2 separate regions of the Homo sapiens genome follow, and region 1 is linked to region 2. A link is an interaction called in ENCODE POLR2A ChIA-PET data of the cell type or tissue named here. Cell type or tissue: OCI-LY7. All regions are shown on one strand. Each heading gives the region's core, and the rest is flanking DNA. Links, peaks and the distances in the headings are about the cores only.

Region 1 (14,635 bases), core at 28-5,027, 60 kb after region 2:
TGGTCAGGTTGGTCTCGAACTCTTGACCTCAGGCGATCCGCCCGCCTTGGCCTCCCAAAGTATTGGGATTACAGGCGTGAGCCGCCGTGCCCAGCCTGGAAAGTTTTAAGTAGGGAAAAATATTTTTGAAGATTATTCTAGCTTGCTGTAAAGAGAATTCCTGGAGGTGGTGGGATGGGGACAAGGGATGAAGCAGGGAGACCGGTTAGAAAGCTTATTACATTAGTCTAAATAAGAAATGGTAGTGGTTTGTATAAAGTCCATGAAGGCAGGGTTTTTTGTCATTTCTGTTCCCTGTGTTGCTAGCTCCTGGAATAATGCTGGTGCATTACAGATGTTAGGTACTCAATAAAGATTTGTTGAATTAAGTACTGATGGTGGAGATGGAGAGAAGTAGATGGATCCAGGATTTCTTTTTGTGACAGAATCAACAGGACTTACTGGTGATTTAGATGTAAGATATAAGGGAAAGGAAGGAATCGGGGACTTACCTATGTTTTGGTTTAAGCAACTAATTGGATGGGAGTATCATTAATTGAGATAGAGAAGCCTTGGAGAGTAGCAGGTTTTAGGGGAGAAACTAACACCTGTCTTTGGACAATTGTGACCAATTTGCTGTTAAATATTCAAGTAGAGAAGCCAAGTAAGCAGTTGGCTATATGAGTTTACAACCCCAAAGGAGAGATTAGGCAGGGGATATAAATTATGGTGTCATCTGATTATAGATGATACAAAGGTATCCGAACATAAAGAATTTAAAATTCCTTGTTCAAGGAAATGCCAATTTTCAAGATTCAAATTGGTTGGGAAAATTGAGTAAATGACAACGGAAGACTCTACCCATTTCTCATGTCGAAGTGTCACATATTCGATAGAATTAGATTTGTCTTTCATTCAGCAAATATTTGAGTGCCAAGTAGGGTAGCCAGCCATTCCAGTTTGCTCAGTACTGTCCTGGTTTTAGCAATGAAAGTCCCACATCCCAGAAAACCCCTCGGTCTCAGGCAAACCAGTGTTGGTCACTGCAGTGCCAAATAACAGGCCACACTGAGACTTGCAGAAGTATTTGATGCAAATGGAGTCACAGTCTCAGAAAAGATTAACAGGTTTTGATATGACTAATTTATACTTAAAGTTTCTGTTCGGCTTTAGACATCACACCTCAGGACTTGAACTCTACCACCAAAAAGAAAGTTGGTGGACTTTTTAAAGAATAATTATATGAATACATAATAGTTGTACATTATGGGGTACAGGTGATATTTTGATGCTAGCATACAAATGTGTAATGAACATATCTGAGTAATTGGAACATCCATGATCTCAAACATTTATCATCTCTTTGTGTTAGAAACATTCAAAATTCTGTCTTCTAGCTATTTTGAAATATACAATGAATTGTTTTTAACCGTAGTCACCGTATTGTGCTATAGAACATGAGAAATTATTCCTCCTATTTAACTGTAATTTTGTGCCCATTAACCAATCTCTTTCTATTGCCCAGTCCCTTCTATCCCTCCAAGCCTTTGGTAACTGCCATTCCACTCTTCTTTATTTTTTTAAATTTTTATTTAATTTTGTAATATCTTTTTACAATCACTCTTTTCTTCTATGGGATCAATTGTTTTAGCTCCCACATATGAGTGAGAACATGTGTTATTTGTCTTTCTGAATTCTGGCTTATTTTACTTAACATAATGTCCCTCCATTTCCATCCATGATGATGCAAATGACAGGATTTTGTTCTTTTTTATGGTGGAATAATATTCCGTTGTGTATAGATACCACATATTCTTTATCCATTCATCTATTGATGGACAATTAGGTTAATTCCATATCTTGGCCATTGTGAATAGTGCTGCAGTAAACATAGGAATGCAGATACCTCTTCAATATGCTGATTTTGGAAAATGGTGGATAGGAGACAGGACTAACTTGCAGCTCCCAATTGGACTGACAGAACAGTGCCTGGAAACTCACATCGTGAACTTTTGCTCTGAGAAATACTAGAGGAACATACCAGGAAAACCAAAAGAATTCACAGACCCTTTGAAAAAAGCAGCTTGCTGCTGCAAATTCCATGAGACAGAGGAAAACCTGTGAGTGCCCGAAGTGTGACGGGGAAAGTCCACTGGGGAACCTGAAAATCCAGATCACGGGAGAAGGGTTTAACCTTACCTAGAGCTGAAATTAATTTAGAGAGCTGAGTGAAATATAAAAGTAGAACAAGCAGCGAGAAGAGCCTGCAGGCACTCCTGGCCACCAAGGAAGCCATTTCTGACTTTATCTCACAGGGGTCCTTGGGGAGGGCTGCCAGTGGAATTGGGGAAAGACCACAGGGAGAATGAAACTTGCAGCTGAACACGAATTTTCCTGGACTGGGGTGTGTAGGGGAGGTGGCAAATGGGAAATGCAGATACTGCAGATACAAGCACAGAAGCCAAGGCAGACGGAGAGGGGTGAAGCCTGAAAACCCTGATTGCTTTCTCAGTGGGGAGACTTGTAGCCTGGGGCAAAATCTCAACCCTGCGTACACTGCCTGGATATAAACATGGTGCTATTGGTGGAGCATGGTGGGAGTGAGACTGGCCCTTCTGGCTGTGTGGGAGCTGGGTATGGCCTGTTATTGCTGGCTTTCCCCCACTTCCCTGGTGACCTGTATGATGCAGCAGAGATAGCTGTAATCCCCCTGGAAACATAACTCCATTGGCCTGAGAACCACACCCCCATCCGCCACAGTGGCCACAACAAGCCCAACCCAAAGAGAGTCTGCTCTCAGACATGCCTAACCCTGCCTTCACCTGATGGTCTTTCTGAGAGAAAAGACATAATCTCTTGGGAACTCTATGGCCCTGCCCACTGCCTGAGAAACCCAAATACTTATGCAGGCAACCCTAGGGCAAGCTTACATCTTCTTGATACTACTGCAGCTGATGCTGTCTTGAAAGCATCACCTTCTGGCTGGGGGCCAACCAACTGAAACCATTACAGCAACTCATTAAAGAACAACTCTGCCCCAAGAAAAGAGAATACAACAGCTAATTCCACCACCTGTAACATCCTGGCTAACCAGAGGTCTTGAGTCCAATCGCATGACAGCTTTACTACCAGCACACCTGGAATTCGAGAAAACCAACACACTAAACAAAACTGCAACCAAGGTCCCACACAGAGTCCACTTCACTCCCCTGCCACCTCCATCAGAGTAGGTACTGGTATCTATGGCTGAGACTTGAAGACAGATCACATCACAGGACTCTTTGCAGACACTCTCTAATACCAGTTCAGAGCCCAGTAGCTCTACTGGTTTGCTAGACCCAGAAGAGCAATAACAATCACTGCAGTCCAGCTCTCAGGAAGCCCCATTCCTAGAGGAAGGGAAGAGCACCACATCAAGGGAGCACCCCATGGGGCCAAAGAATCTGAACAGCAGCCCTTGAGCCCCTGATCCTTCCTCTGACATAGTCTATACCTAAATGAGGAGGAACCAGAAAAACAATTCTGGTAATATGACAAAACAGGGTTCTTTAACATCCCCAAAAGATCACACTAGCATAGTAGCAATGGATCCAAACCAAGAAGAAATCTCTGAATTGCCAGAAAAAGAATTCAGAAGGTCAATTATTAGGTTACTTAAGGAGACACCAGAGAACTTAAAGAAATTTAAAGAGTGATACAGGATATGGATGAAAAAAAATCTCCAGAGAAATAAATAGTATAAATAAAAAACAATTACAACTTCTGGAAGTGAAGAACACACCTAGGGAAATGCAGAATGCATCGGAAAGTTTCAACAATGGAATTGAACAAGTAGAAGAGAACTTCAGAGCTCAAAGATGAGGCTTTCGTATTAACCCAATCCAACAAAGACAAAAAAGAATTTTAAAAATGATCAAAGCCCCAAGGAAGTTTGGGATTATGTTAAATGACCAAACCCAAGAATAATTAGTGTTCCAGAGGAAGAAAATACATCTAAAAGTTTGGAAGACATATTTGAGGGAATAATTGAGGAAAACTTCTCTGGCCTTCCTAGAGATCTACATATCCAAATATAAGAAGCTCAAAGAACACCTGGGAAATTCATCTCAAAAAGATCATCACCTAGGCACATAGTCCTCAGGTTATCTAAAGTCAAGACAAAGGAAATAATCTTACAAGCTCTTAGGCAAAAGCATCAGATAACCTAAAAAGGAACACCTATCAGATTAACAGCAGATTTCTCAGTAGAAGCCCTACAAGCTAGAAGGGATTGGGGTCCTATCTTTAGCCTCTTTAAACAAAATAATTATCAGCTAAGAATTTTGCATCCAGCAAAACTAAGCTTCATAAATGAAGGAAAGATAGTCTTTCAGACAAACAAATGCCAAGAGAATTTGCCACTACCAAGCTAGCACTACAAGAACTGCTAAAAAGGAGCTCTAAATATTGAAATAAAACCTCGAAATACACCAAATTATAACCTCCTTAAAGCATAAATCTCACAGAACCTATAAAACAATAAATAATGAAAAAAAAACAAAGTATTCACACAACAACTAGCATGATCACTAGAATAGTACCTCACATCTCAGTACTAACATTGAATGTCAGTGGCCTAAATGCTGCACAGAATGTCAGAATGAGTAAGAATTTACCAACCATGTATTCTCTGTCTCTAAGAGACTCACTTAATACATAAAGACTAACATAAACTTAAGGTAAAGGGGTGAAAAAAGATATTCCATGCAAATGAAAACCAAAAGCCAGCAGGAGTAACTATTCTTAGACAAAACAGACTTCAAAGCAACAGTTAAAAAAAGACAAAGGGGGGCATTATTTAATGATAAAAGGGCTAGTCCAACAGGAAAACATTACAGTCCTAAATATGTATGCACCTAACACTGGAGCTCCCAAATTTATAAAACAATTGCTACTAGACCTAAGAAATGAGATAGACAACAACACAATAATAGTGGAGACTTCAATACTCACTGACAGCACTAGACAGGTCTGCAGAATTGGCATAGAAGGGACATACCTTAAGGTAATCAAAACTTTGTATGACAAACTCACAGCCAACAGTACACTGAACAGGGAAAAGTAGAAAGCATTCCCCCAAGAACCAGAACAAGACAAGGATGCCCACTTTCACCACTTCTATTCAACATAGTACTGGAAGTCCTAGCCAGAGCAGTCAGACAAGAGAAAGAAATCAAGAACATCAAAATTGGTAAAGAGGAATAGACTGTTGCTGTTTGCTGATGATATGATCATATACCTGGAAAACCCTAAAGACTCATCCAAAAAGCTCCTACAGCTGATAAATGAATTCATTAAAGTTTCAGGATACAAAATTAATGTACCCAAATCAGTAGCACTATTTCTACACCAACAGCGACCAAGCTGAGAATCAAGAACTCAACTCCTTTTACAATTGCTGCAATAAAATAAAATAAAATACTTAGGAATATACCTAACCAACCACATGAAAGACCTCTATAAGGAAAACTACAAAACATTGCTGAAGGAAATCATAGACAACACAAACAAATGGAAACACATCCCATACTCATGGAAGGGTAGAATCAATATTGTGAAAATGACCATACTACCAAAAGCAATCTCCAAATTCAATGCAATTCCCATCAAAATACCATCATCATTCTCCATAAAACTAGAAAAAAACAGTCCTAAAATTTTTAAAAGCAGCCTACGTAGCCAAAACAAGACTAACCAAAAAACAAATCTGGAGAAATCACATTACTTGACCTCAAACTATACTACAAGACTATAGTCAACAAAACAGCATGGTACCGGCATAAAAATAGGCACATAAACCAATAGAATAGAATAAATAACTCAGAAATTAAAGCCAAATACTTACAGCCAACTGATCTACAGCAAAGCAAACAAAACATAAAGTGGGAAAAGGACACCTATTCAGTGGTGCTAGGATAATTGGTAAGCCACATGTAGAAGATTGAAACTGGATCCTCATCTCTTACCTTATACAAAAATCAACTGGAGCTGTATGAAAGACTTAAATCTAAGACCTGGAACCATAAAAAATTCTAGAAGATAACATCAGAAAAACTAGTCTAGACATTGGCTTAGACGAAGACTTCATGACCAAGAACCCAAAAACAAATGCAATAAAAACAAAGATAAATAGATGGAGCTTATACTGAAAAGCTTCTGCACAGCAAAAGAAATAATCAGCAGAGTTAACAGACAACCCACAGAATGGGAGAAAATCTTCACAAACTAAGTATCCGACAAAGGACTGATATCTAGAATCTAGAAGGAACTCAAACAAATCAGCAAGAAAAAAAATCCCATCAAAAAGTTGGCTAAGGACATGAATAGGCAGTTCTGAAAAGAAGATATACAAATGGCCAATAAACATGAAAAAATGTTCAACATCTTTATCAGGGAAATGCAAATCAAAACCACAGTGTGACAACACCTTACTGCTGCAAGAATGGCCATAATTAAAGAATCAAAAAATAATAGATGTTGGTGAAAAGGGAACCCTTTTACACTGTTGGTGGGAATGTAAACTAGTATGACCCCTATGGAAAACAGCATGGAGAGTCCTTAAAGAACTAAAAGTAGATCTACCATTTGATCTAGCAATTCCTGTACTGGATATCTACCCAGAGGAAAAGAAGTCATTATATGAAGAAGATACTTGCACACGCATGTTTTTAGTAGCACAGTTTGCAATTGCAAAAATATGGAATCAATCCATCAGTCAACAAGTGGATGAAGAAAATGTGGAGGCCAGGCAGTAGTGGCTCATGGCTGTAATCCTAGTTCTTTGGGAGGCTGATGTGGGTGGATCACCCGAGGTCAGGAGTTCAAGACCTCCCTGGACAACATGGTGAAACCCCATCTCTACTAAAAATACAAAAATTTGCTGGGCATGGTGGCGGGCACTTGTAGTCCCAGCTACTCGGGAGGCTGAGGGGAGAATCACTAGAACCCGGGAGGCGGAGGTTGCAGTGAGCTGAGATCATGCCATTGCACTCCAGCTTGTGTGACAAGAGCAAAACTCTGTCTCAAACAAAAAAGTGGAATACTATGAATACTACTCAGCTATAAAAAAAGAATGAAATAATGGCATTTGCAGCAACCTGGATGGAATTGGAGACCATTATTCTAAGTGAGGTAACTCAGGAATGGAAAACCAAACATTATATGTTCTCACTTATAAGTGGGAGCTAAGCTATGTGGATGCAAAGGCCTAAGAATCATACAGTGGACTCTGGGGACTTGGAGAGGGGAAAAGTGGGAAGGGTGCGAGGGATAAAAGACTATACTTTTAGTTGAGTGATAAGTGCTTCAAAACCTCAGAAATTACCACTAAAGAACTTATCCATGTAACCAGACATCAACCCCTTCCCCAAAAACCTATTGAAATAAAAAAAAGAATTAAATAAAAGAAATTTAAAAATGCTTAAAAATTAAGCATAAGAATTTTTTTTAAAAAATTAAAGATCATTAAAAAATGATTACTTTTTTTGGATGTGTGCCTAGCAGTAGGATTACTGGATCATATGGTAGTTCTATTTTTAGTTTTTTTGAGGAAACTTCATACTCTTTTTCTTAGTTTACATACTAATTTGTATACCCACTAGGAATGTATAAAGATTCTTTGCATCCTTGCCAGCATTTATTTTCTGTCTTTTTGATAATAGCTATTTTAACTGGAGTAAGATAATATCTCATTGTGGTTTTGATTTTCCTTTCTCTGATAATTAGTGATGTTGAGCATTTTTTCATATACCTGTTAGCCAATTGTATGTCTTCCTTTGAGAAATGTCTATTCAGATCTTTTGCTCATTTTTATTTTTATTTATTATTTTTTGAAATGGAGTCCCACTTCGTTGCCCAGGCTGGAGTCTAGTGGCACAATCTCGGCTTACTGCAGCCTTCACCTCTCAAGTTCAAGTGATTCTCCTGCCTCAACCTCCTGAATAGTTGGGACTGCAGGTGCACGCCATCATGCCCGGCTAATTCTTTTGTATTTTTAGTAGAGATGGGGTTTCACCATGTTGGCCAGACTGGTCTCGAACTCCTGACCTCAAGTGATACACCTACCTTGGTCTCCCAAAGTGCTGGGATTACAGGCGTGAGCCAATGCGCCGGCCTCTTTTGCTCATTTTTAAATGAGATTTGTTTTTTGCTATTAAGTTGTTTCAGTTCCTTTTATAGTCTGGTTCTTAATCCCTTGTCATTTGAATAGTTTGCACATATTTTCTTTCACTTTCTAGTGTGTCTCTTCACATTGTTCTTTCCTTTGCTGTGCATAAGCTTTTTAATTTGATGTGATACCTTTTGTCAATTTTTGCTTTAGTTGCCTGTGTTCTTAAAGTCTTACTCATGAGGCCAGGCGCCGTGGCTCACGCCTGTAATCCCAGCACTTTGGGAGGCCAAGGTGGGCGGATCATGAGGTCAGGAGTTTGAGACCATGTCTAACACGGTGAAACCCCATCTCTACTAAAAATACAAAAAATTAGCCGGGCGTGGTGGCGGGCGCCTGTAGTCCCAGCTACTTGGGAGGCTGAGGCAGGAGAATGGAGGTTGCAGTGAGCCAAGATCGCACCACTGTGCTCCAGCCTCGGCGACACAGTGAGACTCCGCTAAAAAAAAAAAAAAAAAAAAAAGTCTTACTTATGAAATCTTTGCCCAGACCAATTTCCTGAAGTGTTTTCCCAATATTTTCTTCTAGTAGTCTTACAGTTTAAGGTTATACTTTAAGGTCTTACACTTAAGTCTCTAATCCATCTTTTTTTTTTTTTTTTTAGATGGAGTTTCACCTCTTGTTGCCCAGGCTAGAGTGCAGTGGCACAGTCACTACTCACCGCAGCCTCTGCCGGGTTCAAGTGATTCTCCTGCCTCAGTCTTCCGAGTAACTGGGATTACAGGTGTCCGCCACCATGCCCAGCTAATTTTTTTTGTATTTTTAGTAGAGACAGGGTTTCACCATGTTGGCCAGGCTGGTATTGAACTCCTGACCTCAGGTGATTCACCTACCTCGGCCTCCCAAAGTTCTGGGATTACAGGCGTGAGCCACCACACCTGGCCAATCTTTTTTTTTTTTTTTTTTTTTTTTGAGATGGAGTCTTGCTCTGTCGCCCAGCCTGGAGTGTAGTGGTGCGATCCTGGCTCACTGCAACCACCGCCTCTGGGGTTCAAGTGATTCTCTTGCCTCAGCCTCCCGAGTAGCTGGGATTACAGGTGCCTGCCACCACGCCCAGCTAATTTTTGTGTTTTTAGTAGAGACGGGGTTTCGCCATGTTGGCCAGCAGGCTGGTCAGCTCCCTACCTCAAGTGATCCACCTGCTTCAGCCCCCCAAAGTGCTGGGATTACAGGCGTGAGCCACCCCGCCCAGCCTCTAATCCATCTTGATTTGATTTTTGTATATGGTAAGATACAGATGGGATCTGGTTTCATTCCTCTGCATATGGATATCTAACTTTCCCAGCATGGTGGGCTTTTGTAAATGGAGTATGAACCTAAGACCTATCCCAAAATTTTCAACTGTATATTAAAATTCTGGATACTTTTAGGCCCACTTGTCTCTGAGGCTGCATTCTTTTTTATGACAGTTTCTGAGAGTGATGTTGAAATGAAAAAGATTAGGATCCAAATGGATCTGTGACCCTACAGTTTATCTCAGTGGAGTAGTTTTCCACCAGGAGCCATACCTGCCCCCTCCACCTGCACCTCTTTCTTCAACCTGTTGAAGATGAGTACGGGAAATTTGCTAGGGCAGTTTGGTTGTTTTATTGACTGGACGATATTTTCAGCATTTAGTGGTCAGGGTCAGGTTTGCTAAATATCCTGTAATAAGAATTGTCTCAACAAAAATGCCTTGAGAAACAAATTTGTTAAATACTAGAATTCTTTTTGATTTCTTTTTTTTTTTTTTTGAGACGGAGTCTAGTTCTATCGCCCAGGCTGGAGTGCAGTAGCATGATCTCGGCTCACTGCAACCTCTGCCTCCTGGGTTCAAGCGATTCTCCTGCCTCAGCCTCCCGAGTAGTTGGGATTATAGTTGCCTGCCACTGCGCCCAGCCAATTTTTGTATTTTTAGTAGAGACAGGGTTTCACCATGTTGGTCAGGCTGATCTCAAACTCGTGACCTTGTGATTTGCCCGCCTCGGTCTCCCAAAGTGCTGGGATTACAGGCGTGAGCCACTGCGCCTGGCCTCTTTTTGATTTCTTAAAATATTATTAAATCTAGTGCATTAAGCTTATAATTTTGTCCATTTATGAAAATAACAGTGCTGTTGGTTAAATTTTTTGATATAGACACTTTGGCCATAATTATATCTTCTTTTAGGACTGGTTGTAAAGGGACTGAAGGGAAGGGAGCATGGCATGAGCAGCGTATCTGTCTTACTGGGGCCCTGTCTGAGTTGTGGACTGAGACCTACATCTAAATAACCTGTCATGCTCTTTTTCCTTCTCTGTCCATGGAGTTGTTTGCCTTTCTCAGTGCTGTTCCAGTAACATTATGAGATCAGATGCCTTCATATTTGGTTTTAAACCAGATGTCTGGTTTCTCTTCCTAGGCCTCCTCCTAGATATAAGAAGATTCTTTCTAAGGTTGAAAAAGTCGTTGTGTTACAATTTGTGCCAGTCGTCTAATCATTACAGTTGTACAAATGTTCTCCGCTCATTCCCTTCAACTATTTGTGCAAGCTCATGGGTTTCAGTCTCTGTTCAGTCAAAGATGGAGTCATTTATAGCATAACGATTAAGGTCATGGAGTCTGAATCCCTGCTCTGCCAGTTGTTCTGTGGCTTCAAGCAGGTTAACTTCCCTGAGCCTTTGTATTTTCATGTGAGTATTGGCCGGGAATGGTGGCTCACGCCTATAATCCCAGCTTTTTGGGAGGCTGTGGTGGGCGGATCACCTGAAGTCAGGAGTTTGAGACCAGCCTGACCAACGTGGTGAAATCCTGTCTCTACTAAAAAATACAAAAATTACCCAGGTGTGGTGGCGCATGCCTGTAATCCCAGCTACTTGGGAGACTGAGGCAGGAGAATTGCTTGAACCTGGGAGGTGGAGGTTGCAGTGAGCCGAGATCACACCACTGCACTCCAGACTGGGCAACAAGAGCAAAACTCTGTCTCCAAAAAAAAAAAAAGTATTAATCTAATACCTACTTTTCAGGGTAGTTGTATTACTTGAGATGATGTATTTAAAACGCCCAGCATTTTGCTTTGGGAGGCTGAGGTGGGAGGATCATTTGAGGTTAGGAGTTTGAGACCAGCCTGGGCAAAAGAGTGAGACCCCTGTCTCTCCAAAAAATAAAAATCATCCAGGTGTGGTGGCATGCACCTGTAGTCCTAGCTGCTGGGAGGCTGAGGATGGAAGATCGCTTGAGCCCAAGAGTTTGAGGTTATAGCTTTGATCACTCCACTGCACTCCAGCCTGGGTGACAGAGGGAGACCCTGCCTCAGAGAAAAAAATGCCTAGCACAGTACTTAGAACACACAAAGACAATACATTGTAGTTGTCTTTTTTATAGCAATTATGAATCATACGTGGAGCTTGCTGGTCTAATCCAGCTTTTTAAAAAGGATTCAGATGGAATTGACTTTCATGTCATTGAGTAATGTCTTGTTCAGTTGATTCCTGTAGGTCTGCCATCACCAGGGAAATACAGTAATATTGTCGATTTTGGAGTTTAATTTAAATGCTCATGATCTGCAGGTCTGTGTACTACAGACTGTTGCAACTTTTTTTTTTTTTTTTTTTTGAGACTGAGTCCTGCTCTGTCACCTAGGCTGGAGTGCAGTGGCACGATCTCAGCTCACCTCTGCCTCCCAGGTTCAAGCAATTCTCCTGCCTCAGCCTCCCAAGTAGCTGGGATTACAGGCACCCGCCACCATGCCCAGCTTATTTTTGTATTTTTGGTAGAGACAGGGTTTTGCCATGTTGACCAGGCTGGTCTCGAACCCCTGACCTCAGGTAATCTGCCCATGTGAGCCTCCCAAAGTGCTGGGATTACAGGCGTGAGCCACCATGCCCAGCTGCAACTTTTTATCTTGTTTGCAGTTGGAGAAATTACTGTTTTTAACATTGTTTCTTTTCAATACCTGGAAATTTGATCAAATACATTGTCATTTCATTTCACCTTTTTTCTTGTTTTGAGTAATTTACTGTTTTACATTATAGAATTTGTTGTAGCATTTTATTTTAAAGCATTCTTAGCATATTTATAGGTATTCTTTAAATGAGTCACTACTGAAATACATGATTTTTATTTCTTTTGTTTTGTTCGGATTACCTTCCTATTACTGTTAACCATCCATAGTTTTGGATTGACTATCAGGGTGTACTTTTCGTTATCGTGGAAAAATTAGTTGACCCCATACACAGGCTTCTAATCATGTAGCTATTCTTTAAAGACTCAGATTAACAAGATTCAAAGGTTGTTAGATAACTTCTTGTTGGTTTTATGTGACCCTGGATTCTTTTGTGTGGCTGTATCTCTACTGTCATTATTATTTCATAGGGAATTTCATAGAGAATAGTAGTATCATATACTATTGCAGAGAGGATAGGAATATGCATTTTTGCAACCCTTATGAGGCCTTCTGACTTATTGTTTCTAGAAGATCAAATATTTTTTCCTGAAAGTCCTTTGAACCACATTAAATAGGCTAAGGATTAAATGCCAAAAAGGAGATAATTTTTTTTTTAATTTTCTGGTTTATGTTTAGGCATTATTTACCTTAGGCTGTATTTAAAAAGAACCATAATGGTAAGAAAACAGTATGATTTTAGAAACATGCATTCTATATTATTGGTTTCATTATACATTTCTGTGTGTGTGTGCACAAAAGAATGACTGCATAAAGCAAAGGTTCACATTTTTTTTAATTTTATAAATTCCAGGGAGAAACACATCTCATCTTTCCTAAAAAAGCTTCAGTGGAGCAGCTGCAAAAAATTCGTGACCTGATTGCCATAGAGAGAAGTAGCAGACTGGATGGCTCAAATAAGAGCCACAAAGTAAAGTCATCTCAGCAACCTGCAGCCAGTACCCAGCTTCCTACAACACCATCTTCAAATCCCAGTGGGTTAAACCAGCACACAAGGAACCGTCAAGGGCAGTCATCAGATCCACCATCTGCTTCAACGGTAATGTTAGAATTAAACCTTCTTTAACTGTTTCTTTCAAAGTGTTGAAACAGCAAAAGCTTTGGAATGTGTTATGATTTATTCCTGAATTTATGCCCCATATTTTGTTCTTAGTTCTTATAACTCTAAAACATCCAAATTTCTTCAGCTCTTTAAAAAATTGTCAGATTTCCTCTACTGCATTAATACTTCTGATCTAAATTGTACCTGCTGCCTTTCACTGTGGGGGTTATTTCCAACAGCACAACCATTATCAATACCTTAATTCAATAAAAAAGCTTCTTTAGGTTTAAGGTAATTAAGAATGCATTAATTTAATGATAGTGGATGCTAGCAAATTAGTGAAATTTTATTATTAATATACACCATATATACTTGTGAAGAACTAAAGTCAAACTTACAGGCATTCTTGATAAACTGAAATGATTCCATTTGATAGGAAATTATCCTGTTTACAAAAATCTCTTTTGACCAAGGTCCTTACATATTCTTCTCCTAAGTTTTTACTGTCAGAAAAATTCTTGTGATATTTCTGTAAGTCTAACAAGCACCTCAATGGATTTTTATGCCCCTCCCTGAGATCATGTGCATTCCATTTTGAATACCTTAGGTCTTCATCAGTTTTGCAGTTAAGGTTGGTACAGTTACAGAAGCTCACTTAACATCTTTCTTGGTTTTTAACACCTTTTCTTAGGAGTTTTCCAATTACAGTGTTAGAATATATCTTTTAAGATTTCCTACTTTATCTTTTTAATTGCAGTATTATAGTTTAAAATGCACATAGTTAACCAATCTGCAAAAAAGCTTGCAAACATTTTATTTTACAAAATATCTCTTTCCTGGGCTAAGTAGTATTTTGTTAGTGTCCTGGCTCAGGAAAGCCATTCACATTTTCTTAATCTTGTTTAAACTTCTTTTCTTTTGTTTTGTTTTTTTCTTTTTTTGAGACAGAGTCTCATTCTGTCCAGGCTGTAGTACAGTGGCAAAATCTTGGCTCACTGCAACCTCTGCCTCCCAGGTTGAAGTGATTCTCGTGCCTCAGCCTCCTGAGTTTCTGGAAATAAAGGCATGCACCATCTCTCCTGGCTAATTTTTGTTTTTTCTTCTTTTTGAGACGGAGTTTCACTCTTGTTGCCCAGGCTAGAATGCAATGGCACGATCTTGGCTCACTGCAACCCCCACCTCCTGGGTTCAAGAGATTCTATAGCCTGCGCCTCCCGAGTAGCTGGGATTATAGGCACCTGCCACCACACTTGGCTAATTTTTTGTGTTTTTAGTAGAGACGGGGTTTCTCCATGTGTGCCAGGCTGGTCTCAAAACTCCTGACCTCAAGTGATCCACCTGCCTTGGCCTCCCAAAGTGCTGGATTACAGATGTGCACCACCACACCCAGCCCTTTTTTTAAGTTCTTAATCTTACAATTCAGATATAGTTCCAGGTCTTTAAAATCCTGTCCGTCACCAGAAAGCCTCTAAACACTACACTAAAAAC
Region 2 (15,499 bases), core at 5,459-10,458:
ACCTGTTGGCCATTTATATTTCTTCCGTGGGAAAATATCTATTCAGTTTTTTTGCCAATGGTTTAATTAGGTTATTTGTGTTTTTGCTATTGAGGTCCCTTATATATTTTAGATAATAATCCTTTATAGGATATATGATTTGCAAATATTTTTGCCCATTCTATAGGTTGTCTTTTCATTTTGTTGGTTGTTTCTTTTACCATACAGAAGCTTTTTTGTATGATGTAGTCCATGTGTTGCCTGTACTTTTGGCAAAAAAATCATTACCAAGGCCAATGTCAAGGAACTTTTCCTCTATGTTTTCTTCTGGTAGTTTTATAGTTTCAGGTCTTATGTCTGTAATCCATTTTGAGTAGATTTTTGTGCATGGTGTAATATAAGGGCCCAATTTCATTCCTTTGCATGTGGATATTCAGTTACTCTAACATTATTTATTGGAGAGAATATCCATTCATCACTGTGTATTCTTGGCACCTTTGTTGAAGATTAATTGACTATACAAGTGTGGGTTTATTTCTGGGCCCTCTATGCTTTCCATTGGTCTATGTGTCTGTTTTATGGCACTATCATACTGCTTTAATTACTGTAATCTTTGTAATATTACTTGAAATCAGAAAGTGTAATGCCTCCAGCTTTGTTCTTCTTTCTCAAGATTGCTTTAGCTCTTCAGTGTCTTTTGTGGTCCTATATGAATTTAAGCACTATTTTTTCTATTTCTGTTAAAGAATGGCGTTGGAATTTTGATAGGGATTGCACTGAATCTATAAATCATTTTAGGTGGTATGGACATTTTGACAATATTAATTTTTCTGATCCATGAACATGGAATATCTTGTCATTTATTTGTGGCTTCTTCAATTATTTCCATCAATATTTTATAGATTTAGGATACAGATCTTTCGCTTCCTTGGTTAATTTTATTTCTAAGTATTTTTTATGCTATGATAAATGGAATTGTTTTCTAGATTACCTTTTTGGATAGTTTGTTATTTGTGTATAGAAACATAACTGATTTTCGTATGTCTGTTGTGCATCCTGCAACTTTACTAAATTTGTTTATCAGTTCTGACAGTTTTTTGGTGGAGTCTTTATGGTTTTCTATATGTCAGATCATGTCATCTTCAAACAGAGGCAATTTAACTACTTCCTTTAGAATTTGTATTACTTTTATTTTTTTTCCTTGTCAAATTACCCTAGCTAGAACTTCCAGTACTATGATAAATAGAAGTGGAGAGAATGGGCATCCTTGTCTTATTTCTGATCTTAGAGGAAAAGCTTTCAATTTTGAACATTGAGTATAATGTTAGCTGTGGTTTTCTTCATATTTGGTCTTTATTGTGGTGAAACAAGTCCCTTCTATATCTATTTTATTGAGAGATTTTTATAGTGAATGAATGTTAAATTTTGTCAAAAGTTTTTTCTACATAGACTGAGATGATCATAAGATTTTTGTCCTTTATTTTGTTAAAGTGGTATACCACATCAATTGGTTTGTGTATATTGAACTATCCTTTCATCTTAGGAATAAATCCCACCTGATCATGATGCATGATCCTTTTAATGTGCTGTTGTTTTCAGTTTGCTAGTATTTTATTGAAGATTTTGGTGTCTGTATTCATGAGGGATATTGACTTGTAGTTTTCTTGTGGTGTCTTTGTCTGGCTTTGGTATCAAGATAATGCTGACCTCATGAGTGAATTTAGAACCATTTCTCCTTTTTCTATTATTTGAAAGGGCTTAGAATGGATTAGCATTAATTCTTCTTTGAATGTTTGGTAGAATTCACTCATGAAGCCACCTGGTCCTGGGCTTTTATTTTATGGAGGGTTTTTGATTACTAATTCAATCTCTTTATTTGTTACTGGTCTGTTCAGACTTTCTATTCCTTCTTTATTCATTTGTTTATTTAAAATATTTCTTATAAACTTTTATGTTTATAAACTTCCCTCTTGGTACTGCCTTTACTACATCTCATAAGTTTTGGTATATTGTGTTTTCATTTTTCTTGAATTTTTAAAAAATTTATTTTTGTTTTCCTCTTTGACTCAATGTGTATTACTTAATTTCCATATATTTGTGAATTTTTCATTTTCTTACTGTTATTAATTTGTAGTTTCATTCCATTGTAGTCAGAAAAATACCTGGTATGATTTCAATCTTCTTAAATTTGTTAAGACTTACTTCGTAATCTAACATGCAATCTATCATGGAGAATGTTCCTTGTGTGCTTGAGAAGAATGTGTATATGTATGCTGTCGAGTAGAAAGTTCTGTATGTTTCTCGGGTCTATTTGGTCTATAGTATTACTCAAGTCAGCAATTTCTTTGTTAATTCTGTCTGGTGTTCTATCCATTTACTGAGAGAGGGATACTGAATTCTTCTACTATTATTGTATTGATGTCAATTTCTGCCTTCAGATCTGCCAATATTTGCTTTATGTATTTAGGTGCTCTAATATTAAGTGCATGTATATTTACAATATTTATGTTTTCCTGTTGAATTGCCTCTTTATCATTACATGATTACATTATTTGTGACAGTTTTTGAGTTAAAGTCTATTTTTTCTGATATAAGTGTAACCACTTCTGCTTTCTTTTGATTATCATTTGTATGGATTATCTTTTCTGTTCCCTAACTTTCAGCCTGTGTCTGTCCTTTAAGCTGAAGTGAGTCTCTTATGGAAAGCATATTACTAGCTCTTTTTTCTTTATCCACTTGGACACTTTATGTCTTTTGATTGGGGAATTTAATTCATTCACCTTTAAGATAATTATTGACAGATGAGGACTTACTATGGACATTTTGTTGTTTTCTGTCACCTTTGCTATTGTTTTGTTCCTGTCTTCCTCTCTCATTGTCTTTTGTTGTTAGTTGATGACTATCTGTAGTAATTTCTTTGATTCTTGTCTCTGTATTATATATATATCATATAGATATCTATATATATATCATATATATTTACATATATGTAAAGCCTTTGTATGCAATACAAGTTAAATTACCAACTTAAGATAAAAAGTAATAATTACAAGATACTTTATACAAGTCTCATGGTAGCCACAAAAACCCTGATATATATCTATATATAGATAGGTATATATCAGGTATATATATATATATCAGATATGGATAGATGGATAGATATCAGGTATATATATATCAGATATATATATAGATACATATCAGGGTTTTTGTGGCTACCTTGAGACTTGTATAAAGTATCTTGTAATTATGACTTTTTATCTTAAGTTGGTAATTTAACTTGAATTGCATACAAAGGCTTTACATTTTTGGCAGGGCGCAGTGGCTCACGCCTGTAATTCCAGCACTTTTGGGAGGCCGAGGCGGGTGGATCACGAGGTCAGGAGATCAAGACCATCCTGGCTAACACAGTGAAATCCCGTCTCTACTAAAAAATATAAAAAATTAGCCGGGCATGGTGGCAGGCGCCTGTAGTCCCAGCTAGGGAGGCTGAGGCAGGAGAATGGCGTGAACCCGGAAGGCGGAGCTTGCAGTGAGCCAAGTTCGTGCCACTGCACTCCAGCCTGGGCGACAGAGCGAGACTCGGTCTCAAAAAAAAAAAAAAAAGGCTTTACATTTTTACTCCACACTTTTGGTGTTCTTAAAGTCAGTTTGACTCTTTATATAGCGTGTATCCATTAACAAATTTTTGTGGCCACAGTTATTCCTAGTATTTTTGTCTTGTAACTTTTATGTTTATGTTAAAAGTAATTTATGTTCCACCATTACATTGTTGCATTGTTCTGTATTTGTATATATATTAACCTTTACTAGTCACATTTATGCTTTCACATTGCTCTTTAGTATGTTTTTATTTCAATTTGAAGAACCCCCTGAGCATTTCTTGTAAGGCAGTTCTGATGGTGATGAACTCCCTCAGTTTTTCTTTGTCTGTAAACGACTTTCTCCTTCATTTTGAAAGGATAGTTTTGCTGAGTATAGTATTCTTGATTAGCAGGGTTTGTTTTTTTTTTCAGTATTTTCAATATGTTATCTATCCCACTTTCTCCTGGCCTGCGAGGTTTTTGCTGAGAGATCTGCTGATAGTCCTATAGAAGTTTCTATTTATGTGTATAAAACCTCTTCTTATTTTTATGGACTGCTTTCAGCAGGTAAAGACCTTCTCTTGCCTCATTCTCAGACTAATGGGACTGCCTCTTGGATCATAGTCAAGTGGGGCTAGAAGTGGGTCACATGGCTATGGCCTGGTCTGCAGTTGGTTCCACAGTCTGCAGTCCTGTTACCAGGAGTATGGGCAAGCATGGTTTCTGCCATGTCATTTTGTTCTTGCTGCTCTCAAAATTCTCTATTTTTGACTTATGACAATTTAATTATAATGTGATGTGTTTCAGCATAGGCCTTTTTATTTTCAACCTATATGAAGTTCATAATTTCTTAAATGGGGATGTTTATTTTCTTCCCCAAATTTGGGGAGTTTTCAGTCATTTCTTCTTTAGATAAGCTTTTTGCTCCTTTCTCTTTCACTTTTCCTTTGGAGACTTACATAATGTACATGCAGACTAGCTTGAAGGTGCCTCATCAATTCTGTAGCCTTTCTCATTCTTTTTTATTTATTTATTTATTTATTTTTTGTCTTTTTTCTCCTGTGGCTGGATAATTTCAAATGGCCTGCCTCTGGGCCCTGTACATGAACAAAATGAGAGGTATGATTTCTAAACCTTTGTTAAACCTCTCATTTTGTTCATGTACTGTTTTCCTGAGATATTGATTTAGCTGTCTATTGAGCTTGTAGCTCACTGTGCTTCCGTAAGACAATTATTTTCAATTTGTTGTCAAGAAATTCATAGATCTATACTTTTTGGTACTTGGTTACTAGAGCTTTATTAATTTCCTTCAGTAGTGTCATGTTTGCCTGGTTCTTCATGATTCATATAGCTTCATATTGGTATCTGCTCACTTGAGGAGCAAACACCTCTTCCTGTTTTTATAGACTGCTTTCAGCAGGTAAAGACCTTCTCCTGCCTCATTCTCAGACTGACAGAACTGCTTCTTGGGTCAGAGTCAAGTGGGGCTAGAGCTAGGTCACATGGCTGTGGCCTGGTCTGTAGTTGGTTCCACAGTTGACAGTCCTGTTACCAGGGGTGTGGGCAAGCATGATTCCTGCCAGATCCCCAGATTGATGGAACCACCTCCAGAACCACAGTTGAACAAGGCTAGAGCCTGGTCATGGGGCTGCTTCTGTTTGTGCAATTGAGTCTGCAGACAGTGGGTCTGCAGCCAGAGAATACCTGCTAAGCGTGTGGCTCCACCAGGTCCCTAACAGAACAGACTCCTGTCAGGGCCCTGTTTAGGTCTCTAAGCAGGAAGGACTTCCCCCAATACTGTGGTAGAGCAGTGCTGGAGCCAGCTCACAGGACTGCAGCAAGGTTTACAGTCAGGCTCAAGGTCAGTGGGCCTACCATGAGGGGCATGTATGCCACCAATTCTTCAAGCAGGCAAGATTACTCTGAAACCATGACAGAAGGAGGCTGGAACTGAGTCTCAGGGCTGCTTCAGGGTCTATAGCCAGGACTGACTTAGGGTCCACAGCAGGGACTGAGGGCAGCAGGCCTGCTACCAGGGGCATGGACAGACATTACTTGGTCTTTGGGTGGGCAGGACTGAGAGCAGGACAGGAGCTGGGTCACAGGGACTCTTCAAGAGCCACAGTAGGGACCAAGGTTGGTGGATCTATAACCTGGGGCATGACAATGTGTGTTTCACAAGATCCCTTTGAATGCAGCACTGACTCCAGACTGGTGGTAGAGCAGGGTTGAAGCCAAGTCACAGGGCCATTTCAGGGTCCACAGTCCGGTCTGTGGCCAGTAGGCCTGTTACCAGAGGCATAGATTGGTATGGCTCCTCCCAGGTCTTTTGCTGGATAGGGCTAGTTACAGCACTGCAGCCAAGCAGGGCTAGAGCCACATCCATGGGGGGACGGGGCTGCTTTGGGTCTATAGCTGGAATCATGCTCAGTGAGCCTGCCACTGGGGCATGTACCTGCCTTCTCAGAGCACCTCTCCTCAGTCTTGAGCTTTGCCAGGGTTTTGTGACCTCTTATCTGGATCCCAAAGCTCCCACAAAGGCAGTTTTGTTCATGAACAGCTGCCAAACCATTGTTTGTGTTGGGGAACATGAGCTGGGGTCTTCTTATTCTGCATGTGCTGGCAACTGCGGCCATTTACATTTGGCCGTTAGAAACTAAAGTTCTCCATAGCCAACATGTTCCCAAAACTCCACAATTTCCACATATCTGGAAATAAAGGTGACATTCTTCAAAATAATATTTCAATAAAACCTGTTCTCTGACTTTTCAGGGACAAATGATTATTACGATCAAATTATTAGCTGACTTATAAAGTTGATTTGCCTATTTTGAATCCAATTATTGTCAAGCCTCCTGGAATTTACTGGCTAAATGTCTGATACTTCTCTTTTCTATCTTTCCCTACTGCCAGCACCCTAGTTCAAGTGCCTATGGTTGTCTTTCAGCAAATCTGTCTCTTAACCTCCTAATTTCTCTAAATAAAATAAACTCTTCATTCCCTCCAATTCGTTCTCCACTCCACTGCCACAGTGATTTGTGTTTGTGCAAAAGTAATCATGTCACTCCTAAACTCCAATTAAAATCCTTCAGTAATATCCCACTTCTCCTAAGAAGTTTCCCAATCCTAACATGGTACATAGCCCTGTCTAATACAGTAGCCTCTACTATACAAGCCACTTGTGTTATTGAGCACTTGAAATGTGCCTTATCCAAATGAAGATGTGCTGGTAATGTAAGTGCACCACAGACTTTGAAGACTTAAGACACAAAAATTAATGTAAATTATCTCATTAATAATTTTGTAGTGATTACATGTTGAAATAATGACATTATAATTGGTTAAATACAGTATATTATTAAAATTACTTTTGCTTATTTCTTTTTACCTTTATAATATAGACCTAAAACTGAGTATATGGTGAAGCAAACAGGAAAAGTTTCCTTCCCTATGGAGCTTACAATCTCATGGAAGAAATAGGAGATAAGCAACATATTTCAGATAGAGAATGCAACATAGTGATACATGCTAAGGAGAAGAGGAATATGAGGTGTCAAGACAGGTGGTTGCATTTTAGGATCGATTTTCGGTAAGGTATTATTGAGTAGATGATTTTTGAGTCCTAAAGAAAGTAAAGGAAGATTGTTATGGGAAAATTGTTATAGGCAGAGGGAAACTGTTACAGGCAGAGGAAAAAGTAAGGGCAAAAGCTATAAGGGCAGGAGCAAACCTTGTTTACTGATGAAAGTGCAAAGAGGTCAGTGTGACTTAAACTCAGTGAACAAGGGGATAAGGGTAGAAGTGGAGGTCAGGGTAATAGTATCTACCAAATCATTTAGACTCTTACAGGCTGTGCTAAGGACTTTAGCTGAGTATGTTAGGAAACTGCCAGAGATAATAAATACCATACTTATGTGAACTCAGAAATTTTTTCAAATTCTCATTCTTGCCAGGTTAAAAAAAAAATACATCAAAAACAAGAAAAGAAAATTTTATCTCCAGCCCAAACCCCTTCCCTGACTCTTTGTCACACACACATGCACCCACGTGTAGATATATACACACAGACACACACACACACACACATATGTATATTAAATCACTTTAATCACTTACTTGATATCTTTCCTTAGTGTATCCAAAAGCTTTTTCAAACTTTACATATCCAAAGTTAATTACTGATATGCCACCCCTCATGACCTGTTTGCATTTATATAAAACCATTCAGCACCTAAATAGAAATAATTTACAGTAAAAATCTTCTAGTTTCACCTCTGCTATATAGAAAGATTGGAAGTCCTATCTCCCATCTTACAATAAGAAAAGCTGAACAAACTGAAAATCCATGACTTTAATTGGACCCTTCAGAGGCTGAGGTAGCAGGGCAAATAACTGCCCTGAAATCTAGAGAGACAAGTACATCCAGAGACTCATAGCCAAGATCTGCTTACCTGGAGCAGAAGCTGCTGGGGTCATAAACATAGCCACAGGTTCCACATGGTGGCTATAGTTAGATGGAGGATTTGATTTGTCAGCACCTAGCAGATGTGGAAGGCTTTTTTAAGAAATGAAACCCAGAAGTAAAACATTTTACACAAGCCATGAAACCTAAAGAAGAAGAAAAAAAAAAAACTGTGACTACATAAAAATGAAGAACATCTGTGTAACAAAAGAAAAGAAAATGTTCAAAGATAACAAGAGGCCAGGTGTGGTGGCTCATGCCTGTAATCCCAGCACTTTGGGAGGCTGAGGCGGGTGGATCACAAGGTCAGGAGATTGAGACCATCCTGACTAACACAGTGAAACTCTGTCTCTACTAAAAATATAAAAAATTAGCTGGGCGTGGTGGCACGCGCCTGTAGTCCCAGCCACCCAGGAGGCTGAGGCAGGAGAATCATTTGAACCCAGGAGACGGGGGTTGCAGTGAGCCAAGATCACGCCACTGCACTCCAGCCTGGGCCCCAGAGTGAGACTCCGTCTCAAACAGGCAACCTACAGAATGGGAGAAAATGTTTGCAATCTACTCATCTGACAAAGGGCTAATATCCAGAAACTACAAAGAACTCAAACAAATTTGCAAGAAAAAAACAAACAACCCCATCAAAAAGTGGGCAAAGGATATGAATAGACACATCTCAAAAGAAGACATTTATGCAGCCAAAAGACACATGAAAAAGTGCTCATCATCACTGGCCATCAGAGAAATGCAAATCAAAACCACAATGAGATACCATTTCACACCAGTTAGAATGGCGATCATTAAAAAGTCAGGAAACAACAGGCGCTGGAGAGGATGTGGAGAAATAGGAACACTTTTACACTGTTGGTGGGACTGTAAACCAGTTCAACCATTGTGGAAGACAGTGTGGCGATTCCTCAAGGATCTAGAACTAGAAATACCATTTGACCCAGCCGTCCCATTACTGGGTATATACCCAAAGGATTATAAATTATGCTGCTATAAAGACACATGCACACATATGTTTATTGCGGCACTAGTCACAATAGCAAAGACTTGGAACCGACCCAAATGTCCAACAATGATAGACTGGATTAAGCAAATGTGGCGCATATACACCATGGAATACTATGCAGTCATAAAAGAGGATGAGTTCATGTCCTTTGTAGGGACATGGATGAAGCTGGAAACCATCATTCTCAGCAAACTATCACAAGGACAAGAAACCAAACACCGCATGTTCTCACTCATAGGTGGGAATTGAACAATGAGAACACTTGGACACAGGGTGGGGAACATCACACACCAGGGCCTGTTGTGGGGTGGGGGAAGTGGGGAAGGATAGCATTAGGAGATATACCTAAGGTAAACAACAAGCTAATGGGTGCAGCACAGCAACATGGCACATGTATACATATGTAACAAACCTGCACACTGTGCACATGTACCCTAAAACTTAAAGTGTAATAAAAAAAAAGATAACAAGAAAACTCGAAGGAAATATCTGCAATATGGGTAACACAAGGTCTACATGTATAATATTAGGTTGGTGCAAAAGTAATTGCAGTTTTTGCAAAATCACAATTAATTTTCCACCAACCTAACACATAAACAGTACCTACAAATAATCTTTTAAAAGACAATATATTGAAGGGTAAGCAGGCGTTTTGAAAAGTATATATTTTAGAAGGAGTCTAGTAGATTGAGGAAAAAAAGTGTTAAAAAGAGAACACTCAGTGTTCATAGGAATATGGAGAAAAAGGCATTCTAAAACAGCATTAGTAGGAATGTATATTAGTAAATCTTCTTGGAAGGCAGTTTGTTTGAGCCAGGAATTTCCACTCCTAGAAAGGTATTGAATACTAGTGTAGACATAAGAAACACAAATAAGAGCAAGTTCTTTTAACATTGTTTCTAATATGGAAAAATTAGAAACAACCTAATATTCACTACTAAGAACTGACATAAGTAGGATATACCCATTCAATAAGATTCTGTGCAACTGATAAAAGGATGGTTGTAACTCATCTGTTGCCCTGGTAAAAATGTCCACAATTTGTATTTAAATGACAAAAGCATGGTAAATATTGAGAGTTTTATTATCTCAAACCAAGGGATTTAATCTATGTATTCAAGACTTCTTTAATGGCCCCACAGTGGAGTTTACAGTTTTCTTCCAAAAGGCCCTTTACATTTTTGGTCAAGTTTGTTTCTGGATATTTTATTTTGTGATGCCAATATGAATGGAAGATTTTCTTCCATTAAATTCCCTACATAAATTTCTGTATAGCTTATATAAAACCTCTTACTCTTCATGTAAGAAATCTTCTGATTTTGTATATTAACTTATAATTGGGCACCTTAATAAATTATGTTATTGTTTCTAGTAGTTTGATAGCTGTACCTACCCATTCTATTTTTTATGTTTCCTTTGGTATTCCTGGAGAAGAGCAGTTAAATACAACTGTAGTTCAGTGGAATTTTATTGCTAAACACCTGGGAAAAGAGAAAAGGGAATCATAAAATTACACATATTTGGAAACAAATGTTTTTTACAAAATCGAGCAACCATGTGGCCCCCGAACTAAGGTTCCTAAAGTCGTTCTCAGTCTAGGCAGTGATGCTCCCTCATTTTTTTTAGGCAAGCAGCTCTTTCTCCAAATGAAACTTTGGACAGGAGCTACAGCTGAGCTGATTTGATTGACACTGTGGTAAGGGCAGCTGCCTGGGCAAACGGGAAGCCTCCTCTGAACCGTTGAGAGACTTGAGAAGAACAATGCACCAAGCACAGTCTGAAAATTTGTACAGCTTTCTGCTCGCCTTCCCCTTTCATTCCTGAAGATGGAGCTCCTGAAGTTAAGCACACATTTTTTTTTCTTCTTTAGTCCCAACTCTTCTCTAGAATTTGTATTTCTCTTCTATCATAAAGATCAGTCTATTTCAATGACTGGGGTGCCAAGATAACTTCTAGACACAAAAACAGGGAATTTGTTTACAGTCTCAATGGAATGTTTCATGATCATCGTATCCTGGGATTTGTTTTGGCTTCAAGTAAACCAGAAAACAAAACACTGTTCATGATGATTCTTTGCTTTAAAATTTATTTAATCAATTCTTGAGAATTCTTACCTTTTTAACCTTAAAAATATGCCACAGTAATGAAAATTCCATTGTTTCTGCTGATTCTGTGTCCTCCTGAAAGTTATCCATTTAACAAAGGTCTTACTCTGCATGCCCACAGTTGCTTGATGAGGGAAAGCTTCTCCACAAGTCAGGAAAATCAAATCAAATCAAAACTGGAGAGAAAGCAAAAATATTAAAACAGTCTAGACCCAGGATAAGGCTTTACAAGAGCAGGGCTTTCATCTGAAACTGTTCCTGGTACAAATCATTCTTCAAGGCCCATTTACATAATTGGCTTAACTGAGAGGTCTGCTGTCTGGCAAGCACCCGCTTATAAATTTGGTTCTTCCAGTCCTATGTTAGGCAGAGCTGGCAGCTGTGCTTTGAAATTTCTCCTTTTACTATCCTGGCACACTTCTACATGTGCTTGCATAAAATTCCATCTGGTAGTATATGGGGTGATTTTCACTGGAAGACTGCATTTGGCGAGTAGATGAGATAATGCATCAAAAGTTTTCCACATGATGAAATTGCCTCTCCTAGCATTATGCTTTTTGATTAACTGACTAGGCTAAACTACATTGTTTCTGAGCAAAAGCTTTCTATTCAAATCATGTCTTACGGCAGAAGGAGCTGTCATGCTCTGAACTATCACACTGACCGGGGGGCTTTCTGTAAAGTAAACTCTGACAGCTGCCAGAGGCTCTATAGAAAGTAAAGTATGTCACAGAGATTCAATGAGTATGTTTGATAACTGCTCTGCCACAATTGGTGTAAAGAGAATAAATATGCAGCTGAGAAAATTATAGGTATCCAAACTCACATTACTTAATTAAGCTTAGCCAGGACTGAATGCACTAGTCATTTTGCCCAGAGCATGCCCTGGTTTCATTTCTCTTTCTTAAAATGTTACTGTATACCCATCCCCAGACTTAGGTTAAATTCTAGTTTTCTCTCTGGGTTCAAGTATAGACTTCAAAGCTAAACAATGCAATACTTCTCATAGCTCGATGCCATATATACAAGTTCTATTGGTATCATTTTCTTTCTGTCCAGAGAACTTTCCCATTGATTCTGACTGTATTCCGTATTTGTTTTATGCATCAAGTGTTGCTGATGAGAAGTCTGATATCATTCTGTTTTTCTTTCTTTTGTAGATAGTCTATGATTTATCACTGTTAGGTTTTTGGATTTTTTTTTTATCCCTAGTGTTTTCAGGACTTTTCCCCCCTAGTGTTAACACTACAATTGGTTAATATGTGTCAAAGGTGTAAGGTCTGTGTTTAGGTTCATTTTTTTGCATATAAATTTTACAATGGTTCCAGTACCATTTGTTGAAAAGGTTAATCTTCCCCTATTGAATTGCCTTTGCTCCTTTGTCAAAGATCTATGTGGGTCTATTTCTGGGTTCCTTAGTCTATTCCATTGATCTATGCCAATCTTATATGTCTATTCTTCCACTAATACCATGCTATCAGTTTCCCTATGTCTTCATCCATTTTCTGTCACTATAATATACTACCTAAGGCTAGGTAACTTATAAAGAAAAGAGTTTTATTTCTTACAATTCTGGAGGCTGGGAAGTCTACGATCAGGAGCCACATCTTATCAGCGTCTGGTGAGGGCCTCATGCTGTGTTATAACATGGCAGAAGGCATCACAGGGCATGACGGGTACACTGAGAGCCAAACTAACTTTTATAACAGGCTCATTCTTATAACTAACCCATTCCTGTGATAACCTGTTAATCCATTAATCCATGAATGTATTAATTCATTCATTAGAACAGAGACCTCAGACCCAGTCACCTCTTACAGGCCCCGCTTCCTAATACTGTTACACTGGGGGTTCAGTTTTGACATGAACTTTGGAGGAGCCAAACATTCAAACCATAGCAATCCCAAGAAAGGTTTACCAATATACGCTCTTTTAAAAAAATTTTTATTTTAGATTTGGGAGTATGAGTTATATAGATAAATTCATGTCATAAGGGTTTGTTGTACAGATTATTTCATCACCCAGATATTAAGCCCAGTACCCAATATTTATATTTTCTGCTCCTCTTCCTCCTCCCACCCTCCACCCTCAAGTAGACCCCAGTATCTTTTGTTTCTTTCTTTGTGTTCATGAATTCTCATTATTTAGCTCCCACTTATAAGTGAGAACATGTGGTATTTGGTTTTCTGTTCCTGTGTTAGTTTGCTAAGGATAATAGCTCCCAGCTCCCTCCATGTTCCCGCAGAAGACATGATCTCGTTCTTTTTTATGGCTGCATAGTATTTCATGGTGTCTACGTACCACATTTTCTTTTAATGACATTGATTTACATTGACCTGTTCCCTACACCCCTAGCAAGACTAAATGTTATCTATCCTTTTACATTTTTTCCAATCTATTAGATTCCTCCCCCCAAAAAAGCCTTTTTTTATTAAAAAAAAAATCTACTTGCACTTTGATGTAATATATTCCATTGTATTTTTAAGCGATTTATCAGTACCATTTACATATTGTGTTGACCTTTTGTTACCAATATTGCAACTAGTTCCTTCCAGTTTCTTAGTTATCTTCTGGCTTTTTTTCCTTTTAGTGTACAGAAACTCTTCATTTTTATGCAGTCAAACCTGTCTTTTAGGTTTCATGTCTGGCAGAAGCATTTTACTTCTGGGTTTTGTTTCTTACTTAGAAAAGCCTTCAGCATCTACCAGATGCCTACAAATCAAATTCTTAATCTAATTGCAGCAAGCATGTGGAATGTGTGGCTTACATATTTTCATTTGAAATTTTCACTTTTTCATCTCAATATTCTTTTCTTATCCATATTTTTACTTTTCTTAATGTTATTTAATATCCAATTTACCTAATATATGTAATACCACCTCAATAAATATTTGTATCTTACAGGAAATATGCTTCCAGAATAAAGTGAGTAAACATAAATATACATTCCACTCCTAGATATATACTCAAAAGAATTGAAAGAGGCGTTCAAACAAAAACCTGTATGCAAATGGTCATAGTAGCACTACTCATAATAGCCAAAAAGTAGAAACAATCCAAATGTCTATCAAATGATGAATGGATAAAGAAAATGTGGTAGATCACACAATAGAAAATTATTCGATCATAAGTAGGAATGAAATACTGATACATGCTACAACCTGGATGAACCTTGGAAACAGTATGCTGAATGAGAGACCACACACAAAAATTTGCCTATCATATGATTTCATGTATATGACATCAGGAATAGGTAAATCCATAAAGACATAGAGCAGATTAGTGGTTTCCAGGGGCTTTGGGACAAGCGTAATGGAGAGTGACTGCTTAATGAGTATAGGGTTTCCCTTTGAAGTGGTAAAAATCTTTGGGAACTAGACAAAAGCTATAGTTGTAAATGTTTATGCGTATACTACATGCCACTGAATTGTAAGCTTTAAATGTTTTTTTTTATGTTACCTGAATTTAGCTCAGTTTGTTTTTCAAAACTGCAAATATATCAATAAACATTTCTTTCTAAAGTGGAAATCTTAATCTCTACCTACCACAAGTAATTGTTCTACTGCTTAGATGATATACAGTAAGTTAAAATATTATATAAATATAAGATATCATAATATATTTATATATTAAATAAATATATACTAATCATATCATGGTTAGTTTCCTTTCTGGAACAAATTTTGCCTTCATTTCAAAGTCTCTCAGCTGTGGTTCATCATATGTAAATATGTTGGGATGACAAACCACTTGGTCTTCACCACTGCTCAGTCTTGAATTTCAATATAAAAAATGTCATGGTTATAATGCTACCCCATCTCCGAACCTGCTCCAATTAGAAGCAGGCAGCTGGTATTCCTACTAACTGGATTGCAGACAGTATGGGCCCTAAAAAGCACAAAAGGGAATAACTGTGAGCCCTTCCCTAAAAGCAGAGTTCACTTCAGTGCTTCCATAATAGCATTGCTGTTGCATTTTCTTGTTGAAAAATCAAACAATTTTTAGCACCCACTATAAGCCAGTCACTGTTGCAGGTACTTGGGATACATTCACCACAAACTAGTCAAAAATGCCAGCTCTTCTGGATCTTGCCTTCTGCAAAGGGTGAGAGAAAAATAAATAATAAACTTAATAAGGAAATAGATTTTATAGTCCGTTGGAAGGTGGTGGAGTGCTGTGGGAGAAAGAAAAGCTGAGGAGCATTAGGAGTCTAACAGGGTGGCATTTTTAATGAAGTCATCAGGTAAGCCTCTGAGAGAATGGCATGGAACAAAGACACTAAAGAAAGAAGAGTTAGACCTCTAGGGCTGTAACACTCATCATTAAATAAGGTTGCTCCAGGCCAGGCACAGTG

Evidence for each region. Peaks named below come from ENCODE experiments on the same cell type or tissue, not always from the same donor. Only the 100,000 strongest peaks of a DNase experiment are listed, where the experiment ranks them.
Region 1: POLR2A ChIA-PET joins it to region 2 with 5 read pairs; 4 of 35 experiments call an interaction of 5 or more read pairs at or near these places.

The regions. Positions count from the first base shown.
Region 1 is chr3:25,762,575-25,777,209 of GRCh38, reverse strand. It overlaps NGLY1 (N-glycanase 1), which reads left to right. Exons shown (of 12, transcript NM_018297.4): 3 at 12,899-13,144. Among named protein-coding and RNA genes, the nearest start is that of NGLY1, 14 kb to the left of the region's middle. In OCI-LY7, for the core only: no CTCF peak of the experiment used is centred there; no DNase peak of the experiment used is centred there.
Region 2 is chr3:25,827,113-25,842,611 of GRCh38, reverse strand. It overlaps LOC105377000 (a long non-coding RNA gene), which reads right to left and starts at 11,310. Exons shown (of 6, transcript XR_940660.3): 1 at 11,155-11,310; 2 at 10,434-10,521; 3 at 8,018-8,174. RefSeq lists an enhancer at 8,066-8,275. In OCI-LY7, for the core only: no CTCF peak of the experiment used is centred there; a DNase peak (open chromatin) is centred at 8,101; H3K4me3 peaks cover 2,299 bases; H3K27ac peaks cover 3,610 bases.